Linked DNA regions of Homo sapiens: region 1 is linked to region 2. Evidence: read pairs that join two places in POLR2A ChIA-PET (ENCODE). Cell type or tissue: IMR-90. All regions are shown on one strand. Links, peaks and the distances in the headings refer to the core of each region. The heading gives the core; the rest is flanking DNA. Region 1 overlaps LOC101928156 (a long non-coding RNA gene). Region 2 overlaps LOC124907977 (a long non-coding RNA gene).

Region 1 (9,533 bases), core at 584-8,583, 85 kb before region 2:
AGACATTCTATTAATGAATATTTAGGTTTGTTCCTATTATTTTGTTGCACAGTGGGCAGATCTTATGTAAATGTATTCCTAAAGGCTGAGGAAGCTGACAGACCAAAGAGGCTGATAAATCCAGTGTCTCACATTTAATAGGGATTTATGAACAGAAACCATCATCTCAGCAGGAGATAGTAGATCCTGGGCCATTACCCCCCAGACCCAGGGCTTCTATACCCTAGAGAAGGAATGTGTAGGATAATTGAAGTTGGCCCCTTAGGGAAAGGCAAGAATGCTATGTGAATCTGCCTAAGGGCAGGATTTATGGTCAAGGTTGTTTTGATCTAAGTGCAGAATTTATGGTAAGTACATGCTCTTACACAAGGAACAGTAGATAAAATAGAAATCTTAGAGGTATTCCCGGAACTGGGATTAATCAGAAGTCAACATGGTGGATTAGCATGTAAGATGGAGTTGCTTTAACCTGCACATCTTTGCTATTACAAATAGTGCTATTATATATATATAAAATATGATTTATATATGATATATATATAAAAGTGTGAATAATCTTGCTGTTTTCTTTTATGATTTAATTTTTCAGTCTATAAGATTGAACATATGTCATTTTGTTTATACATGTGTTATAGATTGAGTATTTGTGTTCCCCCATCAAATACGCTGAAGCCTTAACTCCCAGTATGACTCTATTGGGAGATAGGGCCCGTGAGGAGGTAATAAAGGTTAAATGAGGGCATAATGGTGAGGCCCTGACCCATTAGGCCTGGTACCCTTATAAGAAAAGCAAGAGACATCAGAGATCTTTCTCTGCCATGTGAGGACACAGTGAGAAAGTGGCTGTCTGTAAGCCAGGAAGACATCCTTTACCAGGAACCAAATCAGCCAGCACCTTCATCTTGAACTTCCTGGCATCCAGAACTATAAGGAATAAATTTATGTTGTTTAAGTCACCCAGTCTTTGGTATTTTGTTATGGCAGCCTGAGCTTACTAGTACAGTAAGCATATCTGAAGGCTAAAATTGCCAGAAATAGAAACATGTAATCACTAGGTCAAGAGGTGAGTGCATTTACAAATTTGATAGGTGTTGCCGAATTACTGAATGAAAGGGATACCCACTTTAATTCCCTTCAGCAGTATACAGTAGTGCATGTTTACCCACAGCTTCACCATCAAGTTGTTTTCAAACTTAGTTTTTTCCCCTAAACTGAAAGGTGAAAGTGATTATTTTATATTCTTAACCTAGTTTATTTACCAAGGAAATAACTCTATTACTATTGTAAATTGAATGCTAGCATATTTTCACATATAGAATGTAACTGTCAGAATAAAAACAAAAAATACTATTAAATTTGTGCTGAATGTTGTTGCCTATAGAAAGGTCTGAGTCTGAGATGTGTTCTTTCTTGTTAAAAAGAGAAATCAGGAAGTTTAAAGGGATGTTAATGACAGGTTGAAACTGAGGCTTCTTGTTGATGTAATCCAACAGTGGAAATCAGTCTGACTGTGGTCCCACACTCTCTTACCTTCTGCCATCCCGCCCAATCTGCTGTTGTGTAGCTGAGGCTATGTTGTGTTAGATAAGCCAAGGGAGCCATCAGCTAGGTGGTTCTACATGCATAACTGCAAAACCAGCCCAATCTGGTTCAACTTTGTGTTATAAAATGGTTACATTTCAGTTACCTCCATGTTGCAGGTAACCTAAGCAAACCCAAATGGACCAAATGCAACGCTGATGGAATCTAAGTGCTCAGACCAAGGAACGGGGACTGAAATAACAGTGGACACCACATGGCATGATCCAATCAGATTGAGCCCTGGAAAGATCATCCCATGGCAAGATCCAGTTAGATTACACTTCCTGGCATCACCTCATTGCAAGATCCAAGATCATGCCTCATTACCTTCTGCCTGTAAAACCTGCCCCAGCCCCCAGCTCCAGGAGACAGATTTGAGCCAGGCTCCTGTCTTTCTCTGCAGCCTTGCAATAAACTTTTCTTTCTACAAAAACCCAGTGCTTTGGTGTTTGGATTTTTTTTTTTTTTTTTAAATACAGGGTCTTGCTCTGTAACCTAGGCAGTGGCACGATCACGGCTCACTGTAGTCTTGAACTCTGGGGCTCAAGCAATCCTCCTGCCTCAGCCTCCCAAGTAGCTGGGACTACAGGTGCATGCCACTGGGCCTGGCTAATTTTAAAAAATTCTTTTGGGAAGACAGAGTCTCACTATGTTGCCCAGGCTGGTCTTGAACTCCACCTTGGTCAGTTCTCTCACCTTGGCCTGCCAAAGTGCTGGGATTACAGGCGTGAGCTACCACGCCCAGCCATGTTTGGCTTTTCATTGCATGCAGTCAAACAGACCCAGTTCAGTTTGGTAACACACATAGCTGTCTGGATGGGCACAAGGAAGGCTTGATCCTGCTTACAGGCTCACTGGGTAAAAGTGAGCAGGTCCCTGAGGCTCACCACATGTTGGCCTTGTCCCAGTAAGGAGAAAAGTGCCTGCCTCTTGCACTTTCCCAGGGAGGAAGGTTCTGGAGCAGGAGTTTTACCCTAGTTTCTGACCAAGTGCCTGCTAATGGTAGTTTCCTAAGTCACATTTTTTAGACTTTTTAAAATTTAGTAGACTTTATTTTTTAGAATAGTTTTAGATTTAAGGAAAATTTGAGCAGATAGCACAGAGAGTTCCCATGTGCCCTCCATATATACATAATGTTCTGTATTATTAACATTTTACATTTGTGTGCTCTATTTGTTATAATCAATGAACCAATATTGATACATTATTATGTACTAAAGTCGATAGTTTCTACCTGATGTCTATTTCTATTTGAGGATCTCATCCAGGGTACCACAGTACATTGACTTGTGGTGCCTCCTCAGATTCCTCTTGGCTGTGACAGTTTCTCAGACTTTTCTTGGTTTTAATGATCTTGACAGTTTTGAGTAGCACTGGCTGGGTATTTTGTAGGAAGCCCCTTTATGGGAATTAGTCTGATGTTTTGTTTCATGATTAGCCTGGGGTTTTGGGTTTTTGGGAAGAGGACCTCAGGTAAAGTGCCATTCTAATGACATCATATCAAAGGCACATGTTACCAACATGATTTATCACTTTTACGTTGACCTTGATCACCTGGTTCAGCAGTGTTTATCTGGTTTCTCCACTGTTAAGGTACTCTTTCCCCACTTTCCTACTCTTTAGAAGGAAGTCACTCTGCCCAGCCCACATGTAAGGAATGGAGAGTTATGTTCCCTCTTCTGGAGGGTACAATATCTACATCAATTATTTAGGATTCTCCTATAGGATTTTTTTTTCTCTTTCCATTTATTCAGTTACTTATATCAGTATGGATATTTATTTTACATTATTTTTGGGTTACAAATCAACACTACTTCATTTTATTGCTTAATTTTTTCCAGCTTTGTTCATTGGTAGCTCTTTCAGTTGGCTCCTGCATCCCTTTGACATATCCCCATTATGGTACGATTTTTTTTTTTTTGAGGCAGAGTCTCGCTCTGTCGCCCAGGCTGGAGTGCAGTGGCTCGATCTTGGCTCACTGCAAGCTCCGCCTCCTGGGTTCATGCCATTCTCCTGCCTCAGCCTCCGGAATAGCTGGGACTACAGGCGCCTGCCACCACGCCTGGCTAATTTTTTGTGTTTTTAGTAGAGAAGGGGTTTCACCGTGTTAGCCAGGATGGTCTCGATCTCCTGACATCATGATCCGCCCGCCTCGGTCTCCCAAAGTGTTGGGATTATAGGCGTGAGCCACAGCGCCCGGCCCATTTTGTTTTGTTTTTTAAGACAGCATACATCTGTTGCCCAGGCTGAAATGCAGTGGCACAATCATAGCTCACTGCAACCTCAAACTCCTGTGCTCAAGTGAACCCTCCTTCCTCAGCCTCCTGAGTAGCTGGGACTACAGGCATGCACCACCGCACCTGGCTAATTAAAAAAAAATTGGGGGCCGGGCATGGTGGCTTATGCCTGTAATCCCAGCACTTTGGGAGGCCAAAGAAGATGGATCGCTTGAGACCAGGAATTTGAGACCAGCCTGGGCAACATGACAAAACCTTGTCTCTACCCAAAATACAAAAAAATTAGCCGGGCGTGGTGGCACATCCCTATAGTACCAGCTACTTGGGAGGCTGAGGTGGGAAGATTGCTTGAGCTTAGGAGGCAGATGTTGCAGTGAGCTGAGATTGAGTCACTGCCCTCCAGCCTGGGTAACAGAGTGAGACCCTGTCTCAAAAACAAAAACAAAGAAAAGAAAAAGAAAAAAGAAAATTGCAGGGGGAGAATTATACATAATTTAGTGTGGTCTTGCTATGTTGCCCAGCAGATCTTGAACTCCTGGGCTCAAGTGGTCTTCCCACCTTGGCCTCCCAAAGTGCTGGGATTACAGGCATGTGCCACCGTGCCCAGCTGTATTGTAGGTTTTTTAAAAAATTCGTTGTTGATCACTTCTTTATTTTCTGGTATTTCAAGATATTCCAAACTCATTTTGTATATTTCTTGCTACAGTCCTACTAGAATCAGACATTTCTTCAAAGAACGCTAGTTCTTTTTATATTGGACAGTGTTACTAGAAACCAAGATCTGGATGCTAAGTGTACTTATAGCTACTGGGATGTTAAGTCACATTTTTAATTTGCTGAAAGCATTTAAGATTGCCTATATTTCTAGTCTCTCCTTAATTCCCTGATAATTCCTATTAAAACTAACTGGTCGCCTCACAGTTTCCCCAAAAGCCTTTGGGGTTTTACTCTTTTTGTTTGTTTGTTTTTTAAGATTTGTCCTCACTTTGTTTAAATCCTTCCTGTCCTTCAAGCTTTAGGCCTCCTTCTGCCACCACCTCCCACCCTACCACCCAGTTTCCTTTTTGACATTGCTGCCTCTTATCTCCTGCTTCAGGAGGCTCCAGCAATGCAAATGCAACAGAAGCCTGATTTATTCTTGGAAACAGTTCCATGAAAACCAAGCAGGAAGGAATTTAGAAAGGAATATAGCAGCTATATAATATCTTTTGCCTCTATTTTTTTAAAATTTAGTTTTGTGGTTTGAACCCAGATAGCCAGACTATCAGTTTTATTAGGGCTTTTTTTTTTTTTTTTTTTTTTGTCTTTCCAAGATTCAGATGGAAGCACCTGGATTGAGTTTTGTGACTCACGGCCAGAGCTGAACTTTGAATCCTGTGCCCAAGCACTGTATTTGTGAAGCAGCAGGAACAGAGAGAAGCAGTGAAGGTGGGCGATGCTTTGAGATCACTTTGTCCAGACTATCTAGTTTTACAGATGTGGAAACTAAGACCCAGGGAAGGGAAGAAATCATACCCAGAGACATATAACTCATATAACTCATTAAAGGAAGAGTTGGGTCTAGAAGAATTTTTTTTTTTTAACTATAGGATCGGCCAGGCTGTGTCTAGAATCTCTTTATTGGTGTTCCAGTGTGCTTTCTGCTGCGGTGTAAGGACTTAAGATTGTTTTCCCTAAGAAATTTGTCTTAAAATCCCCATCCTGTAACCCCGAGGCACCCAATGACATCCTGGTAGAGGGAGCAGCCCAGTTTTTCAAAGATGCATGCATTTTGGACCAGTGAGACCTGAATTGAAAGCCTAGCTCCATCCCTTAACAGCCATCTGATCTCCAGGCAATCTCTCAGATTCTCAGTTTTCTTATCTGTAAAATGGGCATAAGGATGCCTGGGCCACAGGTGTGTTTTATGGCTTAAGCAAAAGCATGGTTATGAAGGCACCTGGAGCATACCAAGCACATAACTGGTGCTCAGCATTTCTTCAAGGATCATTCTGTGGCTTCCCATGTGTATACCTGGTATCCTGAAACAAATAGAAACCTCCTGGGTTACTTTTACTTCCTTTGTGTCTCTACAAAACTGGACACACAACAGGTGTTCAAAAGCCCTTGCTGGATGAAGGAATGCCACAAAGCTCACCCCATAGGGAGACAATGGAGGGGCAAAAGGTGTTTGTGCAGTGTGAAGGAGAAGGAAAACAGGTGAGTGAGGCAGATGGGCGATGGAACAGCTGGGCCAAGCGCTCATTCTACATTCAGACTGAGTACTCTTCAGGGAGAGGGATTGCCTGAGGCTTCCCAGGGAGAGATATGCTGAGCCAGGCCTCTGCCCAGTGGTCAGGGTGGAGACTGGATAAAGAATCAGGGAGCCTGAAGCCCCTGTGCTTTCATCATTTCCAGCCTCCTGCCCCTGCTTGGGGCCTGGGCACGTTCACAGCTGAACAAGATGCGGCAGGAAACCCTGAATCAAGGGGGTGAAGGCATTAATGAAGCTGAGCTGACTTCTGGCTCTAAATTCCTTTCCCTTTGCTTCCAGGCTTGCTGTGGCCTGTTGTCTCTGCCCGGCAGAGTCTGGTGGCTGCTCTCATTTCACATCATATTGCGAGCTGGATGAAAGCAAGAACCAAGGCGGCTCAGCACGCATAAAGGCAAGTCAGAATCTGGAGACCAAGATTTATTGCTGCAGAGATGGGTGCCCTTTTTGTAGCATGACTTTTATGGAAAGGGCAGTTTTCTTTGCATTAAGTTTGTCTGTAAGAGTCAGTATGACCTAGAGCAGGGGCTAGCAAACTTTTTCTGAAAAAATTAGATAGGGAATATAGGCTTTAAGGGGCATGCAGTGTCTCCTGCAAATATTTCAACACTTCTGTTATAGCAGCCAATGTATAGTTGGCAGGACTATACATTATATAATGTATAGATGAACAGATGTGGCTGTGTTCCAGTAGAACTTTATTTATGGACACTAAAATTTAAATTCCATATAACTTTCATGTGTCACAAAATATTAATCTTTTCATTTTTTTCAACTATTTAGAAGTGTAAAAACCCACCTTGGCTTGATGGCCATACCAAAACAAGCCCTAGGTCAGATGGCAGAAGGCGGTCTGCAGACCTGTTCAGGGTACAGCATGGCCTTGGGAGTCAGACAGGCTTGGATTCAAACCCGGCCTCAGCTCTATGCTTGCTCTCCAACCTTGTTGGGTGACTTAATCTCTCTGAATCTATCCATATATAGGGACAATTTCCTATCCATATATAGGGATAATAACGTCTACCTTAGAGGTTGTTAGTGGGCAATAAGTGAAGTTACAAAGAACCTAACATGGACCATTTGAAGTCCTTGATAGGAGGATGTTATTATTATTGCTTCTCTCAACCTCATCCTTAAGAACACTAGTAATGAGAGCTGAAAGCAATATTCTACTCTGCACATCTACCCAGAACCTCTGAAGTCTATTTATAAAGGCAGTCATCATAGGCTTTTTACAAAAACTATAACGCCCTGCTTTTTGCCACAATTAACTCATCTTTTTTGTTCCAATTCACTTCAACTTAACACATGCTCACAAAGCACAACTTTGCACAAGGCTCAGAGTGCAGCAGGATTGGAAAGTTGAACTTGACACAGTTCCTGCCAAAAGATAGGTATCTCTCTAGAAGGGGACATAAGATACAAATCCAAACAACCATAAATCAAAAAAGCATGTGGAATAAGACCTCCAAGAGTGGCAATCATGTCTCCCATTTACTAAGTACCAGGCACTGTACTAAATGCTTTCTTTATATATGTTGATCTTATTATATAACCTCATGAGGAGGGGACTGTTATTATTCCCATTTGATAAGTGGGAGAATGGAGACAGGGAGATCATGAAGGTCCTTGCCAAAGGTCACACTTAAGTGAGCAGAGAACAGAGAATCAGAACAGAGATCCAGACCTGGCTGATGCAGGAGCCAGAACTTTCCCCACTGGCTTCAAGTGCCCCTGGAGCTCAGGAAGTCCATCCTGGCTCTGACGGCTGGGAAAGAGTCACAGAGGGGGCTTTCGAGCTGTCCCTGAAGCCTGGGGAGGTTTACTCCAGGCATGGATGGGAGTAGGGATGGGAGGATTCAGTCCCAGAACAGCGTGAGCAAATATGCTGCAGTGGGAATGTGGAATGCTCTCAGGCGTGTTGGGGGAACAGCAAGCAGCGTGGGAGTGTAGGGTGCATTCCGTACCAGTGTCCTTTCCCTCCGTGGACCTCCGGATGCCTCAGGGAGGGGCGGGGGAGAGGCAAAAGGTCTGATGACTTCACCAGACTTACATAAACAGGAACTTCCTTGCAACAAAGTATGACCTTCTCATTTTAAAACAATTTGCCAGGCAGTGTATTCCACTCTTCAATCTTGCTTTTCTGTCCATAACTCCTCCCCCAACTTCCGGATTCTGCTTTCCTAGTGTGAAGGAGATGCCAAATTATGTCATAAAAACAGTGCTGGGCATAGAAGTGGCACGCGTCTGAACAGGCACTGTGTGACCCTAGGCTGGTCACTTTCCCTCTCTTGCCTCAGTTCCTGCAAACATAAAATTAGGAGTTAGGTGATAACCTGAGTGCTTTCCAGTGATAACCTTCCAAATTATGGCATACTAAGCCTGTCTCAGTAAGGGAAGCAGCCTTCACCTCTAGCTTGGAGTAGGTGATGCCACTTTGTAGCAACATTAAACAACTGCAGTTCCTGGACTTGATGGGGGCTGGGATTAGAATTTCGAGCCTTTAACTTGTCAATGTGCTGCTTAGATAACTTGCTCCTTACTGGAGTTCATGGGAATCCATGTTCTTTGCCCATCCATCCACCAACACATCAACTTTTAATTAATTCATTTATTTATCTACACCTAGTCCCTGGAGCCAGACTGCCTGAGTTTGAATCCTGGCTCTACTAGCTCTGTGACCATGGTTAAGTTACAGAACCTCTCTGTGCCTTAGTTTCTTCTTCTGTAAGACAGGGATAACAGTAGAATCTGCCTTACAGGGTTGTGAGGATTAAATTGGTTCATGTGTGCACACACACACACATAAATAAAATATCAAGTGCTTAAAACCACTCATGGCATGTAGTAAGCATGATATAAGTGTGTACTATTATTGTTATGTTTGAAGCATGTTTTAAGTAATAGTGTGTGCTGGATGCTCTGTTAGCATCTTTTTCTATGAAACATAGCACTCTTCCCTACTGCCTTACAAGGTAGGTGTTATGAGCCTGCTTTTCGTATGAAGAAATGAAGGATTGAAGAGTTGACATGCCTTTTCTGAGATGTGCCATGGACTAGGCTGCAGAGGACAACCAGACACATCAGCAGGGCCCAGGAGGGAGAGGCTGGAAAGAGCGGGCAGATCACTGCCTGCCCCTGTCACCTAATAGCCAGCTCACATGGCTTCCCTGCTCTGCTATCTGGTTCTTGCTGCAACCCAGACTCCTGCTGATGTCTTGTCTTGAACTGTGTAACCTGTCAACACATGAGAATCATTTGCAGCGACTGGGGAGTGACGTGATTCAGGAGCAGGGGAGGGGAGCTCGTGGAGAACAGAAAACTGCTGCTCCATTTTGGAGCTGCCTTTCAGCCTGGCCAAATGGGAAACTTCCTGCTTAGAAACAGTCAGGACATTAATACTCAGATGAGTGAAGACACACATGTCTCCACTAACATCCCAGGCGGATCAGACTGATTATGCC
Region 2 (8,733 bases), core at 734-8,733:
TCCCAGGTTCAAGTGATTCTTCTGCCTCAGCCTCCCAAGTAGCTGGGATTACAGGCATGCACCACCACACCTGGCTAATTTTTGTATTATTAGTAGAGACGGGGTTTCACCATGTTTGACAGGCTGGCATTAAGCTCCTGACCTCAGGTAATCTACCCACCTCGGCCTCCCAAAGTGCTGGGATTATAGGCGTGATCCACAGTGCCTGGCCTAGGTTCTGTTTCTCATCACAGTTGCAGTAACCATATGACCTGGACTGTCTGAGGTCAACCATTCTGTCTTTGGCCCTGTTATATGCACCCGCATTGTGAGACCACAGTCCTGATTGAAGGTTTAGGTGCTGTGGCTACCCTGCCCACAGCTCTGGATTCCCAGCCCTTTTGATTCTTTGGAAAAAGGAGATTTGCACAGATCAGATGAGAAGGCCATGGGCAGTATGGGGTGGAGAGAATGATGGCGTGTCAGACATTTATTCAGCACATTGTGTTGTACCAGGCCCTGGTGAGGTTCTGGACACACGATGGGGAGTGCAGCAGACTCATTCCTTATGTGCAAGGAGCTTACAGTTCAGTACAGAAGACACACATTCATCAGAAACTCGCCCAAATCAGTGTGAAGCTGTAACTATGAGAAGTGTGACAGATCCATGGAGTTGGTAGGGAGAGTTTGATGCAGGGAGGACAGGTCTTCCATGGAAAGACAGTTGAAGGAGGAGTTGAATAGTAAAAGGGGAGGGGCTGGAAGAGCTTATGATGGGGGAACTGGCTGTGGAATGAGGCTTGCCAGGAGCAGAGATCCTATGCAAGACCTTGAAGGCAGGTCTAAGGTGTGGGGGCTTTATCTTAAGAGCCATGGGAAGCCACTGAGAGTTTTAAGCAGGGGTATGAGTTGATCACATTTATGTTTGGAAACGAATCTTCTCTGGTTACTATGTGGAAAGCAGATTGGGGAAAAGTCTTGCTTTCTCAATAAGAAGGCAGTGAGCAGAAACCTCTTAGAGTGTTCGCCAGTCATTTCTGCTGCTTCCCTCCCCCTGTAAGCTAAACCAGAGCATGAGGAATTGTCCGTTTGGTTCACTGATGTATCCCAAGCAACTAAAATTGTGCCTGGCATGTAGCAATTGCTTCCAAAATGCATGCATGCTTCAAAAATTCCCAAGAGCTTCAGGGCAGGTTTATGTCAATCTCAGATCCTTGATTGACTAAGTAAGGCATCAGTCATCTTGATTCATTTGACCAACTTGTACCGGGACCTAGCATGTGTCAAGTGGAGGATACAAAGGATCTCATTGCCTCAAAGGGCAGAGACAACAATCAAGGAAGTGGCAAGTGCGGGATAACAATAAGGGCTCAACTGTCCACAGCGCACAATAATGAGTTCATCAAAAATGGATTTGCTGAACGTTTCTTGATCAAGGTCAGGAAAATCTCACTCAGTATCTGTACTACTTCGTTTTCATGCTGCTGATAAAGACATACCCGAGACTGGGAAGAAAAATAGGTTTAATTGGACTTACAGTTCCACATGGCTGGGGAGGCCTCAGAATCATGGCGGGAGGCAAAAGGTACTTCTTTTTATTTATTTATTTTTTTTGAGACGGAATCTCACTTTGTCGCCCAGGCTGGAGTGCGGTGGCGCGATCTCGGCTCACTGCAAGCTCCGCCTCCCGGGTTCACGCCATTCTCCTGCCTCAGCCTCCCGAGTAGCTGGGACTACAGGCGCCCGCCACCATGCCTGGCTAATTTTTTGTATTTTTTTTTTTTAAGGAGAGACGGGGTTTCACTGTGTTAGCCAGGATGGTCTTGATCTCCTGACCTTGTGATCCGCCCACCCCAGCCTCCCAAAGTGCTGGGGCAAAAGGTACTTCTAACATGGCGGCAGCAAGAGACAATGAGGAAGACGCAAAAGCGGAAACCCCTGATAAACCCCTCAGATTTCGTGAGACTTATTCACTATCACGAGAATAGCAGGGGAAAGATGAGGCCTATGATTCAATTACCTCCCCCTGAGTTCCTCCCACAACACGTGGGAATTCTGGGAGATACAATTGAAGTTGAGATTTGAATGGGGACACAGCTAAACCGTATCAGTATCTGCTTTTGGTAAGCTGCATGACCTTGGGCAAGTAGCTTTAACTTCTCAGAGCATCACTTTCCTCACCTGAAAAGTGGAGATGATAAGAGCTGATTTGTAGGGGTTTTTTGAAGATTAAATGAGATCACTTTTGGATATCACTTTGCTAAGGGGCTGGCACATAGTGGACTACCCAGCCATGCCACTGTTCCGTTCCTCCTTCTTCTTTCTCCTCCTTCCTATTCCTCCTCCACTTCCTCTCTTGTTGTTGCTATTACTATTATTATTATTATTATTATTACTAGCTAGCCAGGCTGCCTGTATTTCTCCAGAAAACCATTACCCATGGTTTAAAAAATCCACCCTTGGCCAGGTGCGGTGGCTCACGCCTGTAATCCCAGCACTTTGGGAGGTCGAGGTGGGCGGATCAGGAAGTCAGGAGATCAAGACCATCCTGGCTAACACAGTGAAATCCCGTCTCTACTAAAAATACAAAAAAAAATTAGCCGGGCGTGGTGCTGCACGCCTGTAGTCCCAACTACTCGGGAGGCTGAGGCAGGAGAATGGCGTGAACCTGGGAGGCGGAGCTTGCAGTGAGCCGAGATCGCCCCACTGCACTCCAGCCTGGGTGACAGAGTGAGACTCTGTCTCAAAAAAACAAAAAAGAGAGAAAAGAAAAAATATCCATCCTTGCTTCTACTCTCTTAGAGGCATATAGAGTTGCCCATATGAGAAGCAGCTCAATTACGATTGTTGAATGCATGGCCTCATCACTTTTGGTTTGGAGCTCACAGTTGAAACCATGTTTGTCGCCTCTGTCCTCCATGGATTAATATGTGCAGCCTGTCTCTCCTAATCAGATGTCACTGTGGCCTCTCATGGTATCCCGAGTAGTCACACTCTCCAGAGAATGGCCACCCCTCCAGCCCTTGGGGTACTCTCCTATGGGCCACTTCAAAGGGAGTTTTGCCCACTCCTCATAGCCTGTATTTTAAGTCAAATCATTTGAAATAAGCCCTCCAAACTGGGTGGAAAACCTCCCTAGGCATTTTTATGTGAAGTGGAAACAGAAAATCTTATTTTTATAGAAAGACTCCTCTGGGATCTCACTATCTAGTAGAGAAGACTGGGGCAGCCCTGAGGTTTGTGTTACAAGAAAGGCTTAGGAGGGAAAGGCGTCTAGGCCAGCTTCCTGGGAAGGTCACATAAATTCCTGCTTAGCATTCAGCGTAGGCTGAGGGCACACCTTCAGGAGACAGGAGCAAACAGACTCCAGCTCCTCTTCCATATTCTTCCAAAGCAGTTTTGGTGAGTACCAGGACCCACTGCTGTTGAAATGCACACCCACTCACCTCACAGTGTGGCCCAGAAGGAACCAGAACCCAATAGGAGAGGGGCAGAGTTATAAACAACTCCACTGGCTACATCACACTGTGCTTATCGCTGCAAATATTGACTCTGGAGGATCAAACAAGTGGCCAAAAAAAACAATAATATTTTCCCCAGAGAGAAGGTCTTGTTCCAGACAGCCAGGATCAAGTCGGATGGGCAGGCAGTGACAGATGGCACAATGCAAGGTGAAGGTCTCCATGCAAGGGTGATGCTCTCACGTGGTAGGTCCCCTTGGAACTGCTATGCCCAGGGAAGGAGAGACCAGACTCAGGGTGCCATCAGGTGGTCTTAAAGAACACAGGGCATCCCATATCGTGGATCAGAGTTCTCAAAGTCAAGAGATTGCTCCAAGAGGCAAATGTCCACAGCAAAGATCCGACTCCAGGTTTGGCAAACATTGACCTGAATCCCTTCTTTGGGTCAGACATCCTCCCAGAAACCTCCAAGAACGATTCCACACAATCCTTACAAAAGCCTCATGAACTAGGTGTTCTTACTCCATTTTGCAGATGCAAAAACTGAGGCTCCTAACAGTTTGATGACTTGCAAAACAGGTCACATTGTAGGTTATCTGGCAGAGCTGGGATAAGGACTCCCCAGTAAGTGCCTCTAAAGTGTGCTGTGCTTGTTCTGGTTGTTTCGAGCTCTGAGTTCTTCTGGGTTACAACTCAAATGCCCCTTACACAGTGAAAGTCCAGAGAGCAGGATTCTGGACAAAGAGCAGGAACTGAGGTCATTGATTGGCTAAGCCTCAGGGTTGTTTACTATTTTGTAAAGATGTGGATAGAAATAATTATTGATTCTGCATTCTGGCTCTTGGGCAGAAGGCACAGTTTTGAAAGTATCGGCAAGATGCCCAATGCTGCACCCTAGCCATGCAGTGTGTGTTCCTGTGTGTGTGGGTGGGTGTGTAGGTGTGTGTGTGTGTGTCTAGTGCAATTGTGGTAGAGGTTTCATTGTGACCCTCTAAAACCTCCCTTCTGCCCAACCCCCAGACAATGATACCTTACAGCAAGAGCAAGCTTGTCCAACCTGCGGCCCAGGATGACTTTGAATGCAGTCCAACATAAATTCGTAAATTTTCTTAAAACGTTATGATATTTGTTTGCAATTTTTTTTTTTTTAGTTCACCAGCTATCATTAGTGTTAGTGTATTTTATGTGTGGCTAAAGACAATTCTTCTTCCAATGTGGCCCAGGGAAGCCAAAAGATTGGACACCCCTGCCTTAGAGTCCCTTGGCCACTGATTATTATTATATTATAGCAGAGTCACCTTGGACTCTGCTCTATAGAAAGAAAGGGCTGGGTCACAGAAGGAGGCCTTTAGTGGATCAGGCCTTCAGGGGATCAGGAGGTGGTGGGAGGATGAAGATAATAACAATGGAGGAAAAAGAGTCATAGAACACAGAGAAAGAGAGAGAGAGAGACCAACCCCAAGATAAGCTACAATGTGACAGAGAGAAACAGCAATGTAAGAGATAGAAATAGTTGCACTGTGACAAGTTGCTGAGAGGAGAGGGAGAAACACTTTACAGAAAGTGAGCAAGAGAAGTTTCACTGGAGGCGGCAGTGGGAAAGATTTCAAGTGGGAAGTTGGTGCACATGGAGAGCTGTGGATGAGAGGGGGTGATGGACCGCCGTAGAGAGGACTCGGAGAGATGGTGGGTGCTGGGCACTGTGGGACACCACAGAGACACGGTGCTGCTGCTACCCGTGGCCCCGAGGCCCTGCCAACCACCAGCAGCCTCCAGAAAAGTCGTTTCCAGCAGGCACCTTTGTCCACGGCTGAAGCCCAAGGGGAATGTGGAGTTCAGATGTGGCAGAGAGAAAAAGGATCCCAGAAACACCTTCACGACTGAGGAGACAGAGCTCTGATTTCTAACACCACCTCCAGGAAGTCCTCCCAGCCCACAATTTAGGCTGCAGAACTGCAGAGTTCCCCATGATTCATCTAGAGGCTCATCGTCCCTTTGCGTTGCCTTCATAGCTCTGTAGAATTATAATTAGGGTTATAATTCTCTATAGGCCTTTTTTATTTGTGTTTTTCCTGTGGGCGTGTATTGTTTCTTTTAATAGTCTGTACATTTCTCTACTATTTCTATCTCCTTTGCAGTATTTGGTGCAGGGCTTCTGTTCTTTTGGGTATGTATAACACTTTACTTCTTCCCCTTTAGCAATTTATTCTTTTATGAAATTCCTAGCTTATTACATCTTATGCCATTCTCCTGGCCATGTCCTTTGTTAAAAATCCCCTTCCTACTTGATAGCTCTTTATACTGTCCGTTGCCCTCCATGAGGTGTTTATTATCTCATGAAGGCAGAGCAGAAGTTATTATTCCTCTTTTAAAGATGAATGGACTGAGTCTCAGAGACATGTCTATTACTTAACTTGGCCAAAAGATTAAAATATCTTCTACATTGTGTAGCAATATACAGCATACAAGCTGATTTTAGGTGGTATTAGAAGGAAGATCTCTTATTTATGTATTTTGTCTTTATGTGTAATAGGAAAATAATATATTAAAGCTGTGTTTTGGGGCATATTATTCCTTGCAGTGTTTTTATTTCAATAAAATAAGTGTGACCTGGTGTGGTGGCTCACACCTGTAATCCCAACACTTTGGGAGTCCGAGGTGGGCAGATCACTTGAGGTCAGAAGTTCGAGACCAGCCTGGCTAACATGGTGAAACCCTGTCTCTACTAAAAATACAAAAAATTAGTCGGGCGTGGTGGCAGGCGCCTGTAATCCTAGCTACTTGGTAGGTTAAGGCAGGAGAATCACTTGAATCTGGGAGGTGGAGATTGCAGAGAGCCGAGATCGTGCCACTGTACTCCAGCCCGGGTGACAGTGCGAGACTCAGTCTCAGGAAAAAAAAAAAAACAATTAGCCAGGCATGGTGGCAGGCGCCTGTAATCTCATTTACTTGGGAGGCTGAGACAGGAGAATCGCTTGAACACTGGAGGCAGAGGTTGCAGTGAGCCAAGATCACGCCACTACACTCCAGCTTGGGTGACAGAGCAAGACTTTGTCTCTAAATAAATAAATTAAATGAGTTGATTTAAACATAAATATTAGAGAAATAATAATCGACATGGTTCAAAGATAACGCACAGAGTAGGAAGAAGTTCTTGAATGGCTGATGTTTGGGAAATACTGCTTGATGTGAGCTCTGAACCCAGTGGTGCTGAATAAGTTGTGTTTTCCTGCCTGGCCACAGTCAGGATGAAAAGGCAGGAATGCCAAGTAGAACGGCTGTTGCTTTGGGAGTTACAGGATCATCCAATTGCCCTGAGGGGTGAGCTTCTTTTCCTCAGGCTGCGATTCTTCCACCTATGCAAAAGAGAATCACCGAGGCTGCTCACTTGAAGGCATAGCAGGAGAATGAGAATGGAGTAACCTCTCTACCATAGGCAAAGCCAGGCAGGAGGGTTGTGGGGAGACGGGTGAGGGGACGGGGGCACAGGAATCAGAGAATACCAGTCTCTGCCCTCACTGAGCTTTCAATGTCATCAGGGAGATGGAGGTAGGGCACAAAAAGAAACACAAAGCCACCTAAACTCAGATCTTAGGACAGCTTTGAGGGGGGCTCCACGCCTGGTGTTAGGAGGGAGGAACAGGCTAGATGAAGTTTGCCTCACCTTCAGGAAGGTGCTCTGCAAGGACTGAATCAGGAATCATTTTAGAAGAGAGTCTTCCTCCTACAAAGAACGTTTCCAATCCCCAAACTGCCCTGTAAAGAGTCTCCAAATTGAGGGTTCTACTTTTCCCCTGGGGAGTGATTCTTTGCTACCTCCACCCCGCAATGGCTGTTTCCAAATTGGATTATTTCATCATTTCCTCCTATTCCTCCCCCCATTCCCCCTCTGTCTTGGTAGAGCAGTAACAGGCTCACCACCTGGCTTCTGATTAGAAAAGCGAGGCAGCGGTTTAATCACAGAGCAACAGAGAAACAAGGCCTGTCTGTGAAATTGCAGCATGTGGTCTATACATCCCTCTCCCAGGCCGGAAAGAGTTGGGGAGGTGGAAGGGTGCAGTTCAAACTCATTTCTCACCACCACCCAGCAGCAATTTCATCAGAAATCAAATGTGCCTACAGCAACTTCTTGCTTTCCATGTCATGACTCTCTGCTGAGGCAAGAGATTTCCTGGAAAGGGGAGTTAGGGCAATGAGTGTCTGCTGCATTGAGGGAAGGGAGTGAGGAGACGGGGGAAGGGGAGAGGGCTGTGTGCGCAGCTGGGCACACAGGGTCTGTAGCCTGCATTGCAGTATGCCTCTGCGGGGTGTGTGTGTGTGTGTGCGTGTGTGTGTGTGTGTGTGTGTGTGTGTCTGTAGTGTGTCTGTGGGGCAGGCTGGTGTCTGTGGGGTGTAAAGACAAGCTGATCAGTGAGCTTGTAATTTCCCATTGCCAGGCCCTTGGAAATGCTGGCTGGGTCGCTTTCCATCCTTTATTTGTTTAGCTTTGCCTGCTTCTCAGTGGCCTCAGGAGGGTGAGGGTGGGGGTAACAGGGAGATGAGATAATTGTGGGGGCCTAGACAAGTTTGCTCAGACAGTATTGTGTGGCTAAGACTATTGAGCTACTGAAAGAGAGAGAGAAACCAAGTACAATAATACTAAAAGTAAACATGAAGGTCGGGCACAGTGGCTCATGCCTGTAATCCCAGCACTTTGAGGCCGAGGTGGGTGGATCACCTGAGGTCAGGAGTTCGAGACCAGCCTGGCCAACACGGTGAAACCCTGTCTCTACTAAAAATACAAACATTAGCCAGGCGTGGTGGCATGTGCCTGTAATCCCAGCTATTAGGGGGGCTGAGGTAGGAGGATTGCTTGAACCTGGGAGGCGGAGGGTGCAGTGAGCCAAGATTGTGCCCCTGCACCCCAGCCTGGGCAACAGAGTGACACTCCATCTCAAAAAAAAAAAAAAAAAAAAGTAAACATGAAGACTCCAAAACAAGGATCTGTTAGTGTTGAGAGGAGCCGAAGGTGGCAAGTATGCTGTCTTTCTCCAAGTAGCTGGCTAGGGGATGGGGCGAGCAGGGATTTGCTTGGAGGGGAGGGGGGAGCCAGCAGACAGATTTAGGATTTAGAAGTCTGCTGCGTTTCAGGAGCTCCCCCATTGGAATAAGATGGGCTGTTGTTTGCCAGGCCTGAAAGTTTTATTTAATGATTCCAAATAGAATATCGCCAAACAGATGTAGTCTTGTTCCTCGAAAGAAAAGCTGCAGCAGGAAGCAGGGGGTGGGCTGTCCAGTGGAGGCCGCAGCGCAG

Evidence for each region. ChIA-PET counts read pairs that join two places held together with the same protein. Peaks named below come from ENCODE experiments on the same cell type or tissue, not always from the same donor. Only the 100,000 strongest peaks of a DNase experiment are listed, where the experiment ranks them.
Region 1: POLR2A ChIA-PET joins it to region 2 with 13 read pairs; 4 of 35 experiments call an interaction of 5 or more read pairs at or near these places.

Annotation. Positions count from the first base shown.
Region 1 is chr2:216,527,570-216,537,102 of GRCh38, forward strand. It overlaps LOC101928156 (a long non-coding RNA gene), which reads left to right. Exons shown (of 3, transcript XR_923872.3): 3 at 1,701-2,014. Among named protein-coding and RNA genes, the nearest start is that of RPL37A, 33 kb to the left of the region's middle. In IMR-90, for the core only: no CTCF peak of the experiment used is centred there; a DNase peak (open chromatin) is centred at 8,062; H3K27ac peaks cover 1,651 bases.
Region 2 is chr2:216,612,237-216,620,969 of GRCh38, forward strand. It overlaps LOC124907977 (a long non-coding RNA gene), which reads right to left. Exons shown (of 2, transcript XR_007088079.1): 2 at 8,603-8,733. Among named protein-coding and RNA genes, the nearest start is that of LINC01280, 9.7 kb to the left of the region's middle. RefSeq lists a silencer at 2,970-3,264 and an enhancer at 8,391-8,733. In IMR-90, for the core only: no CTCF peak of the experiment used is centred there; a DNase peak (open chromatin) is centred at 7,555; H3K27ac peaks cover 987 bases; H3K27me3 peaks cover 756 bases.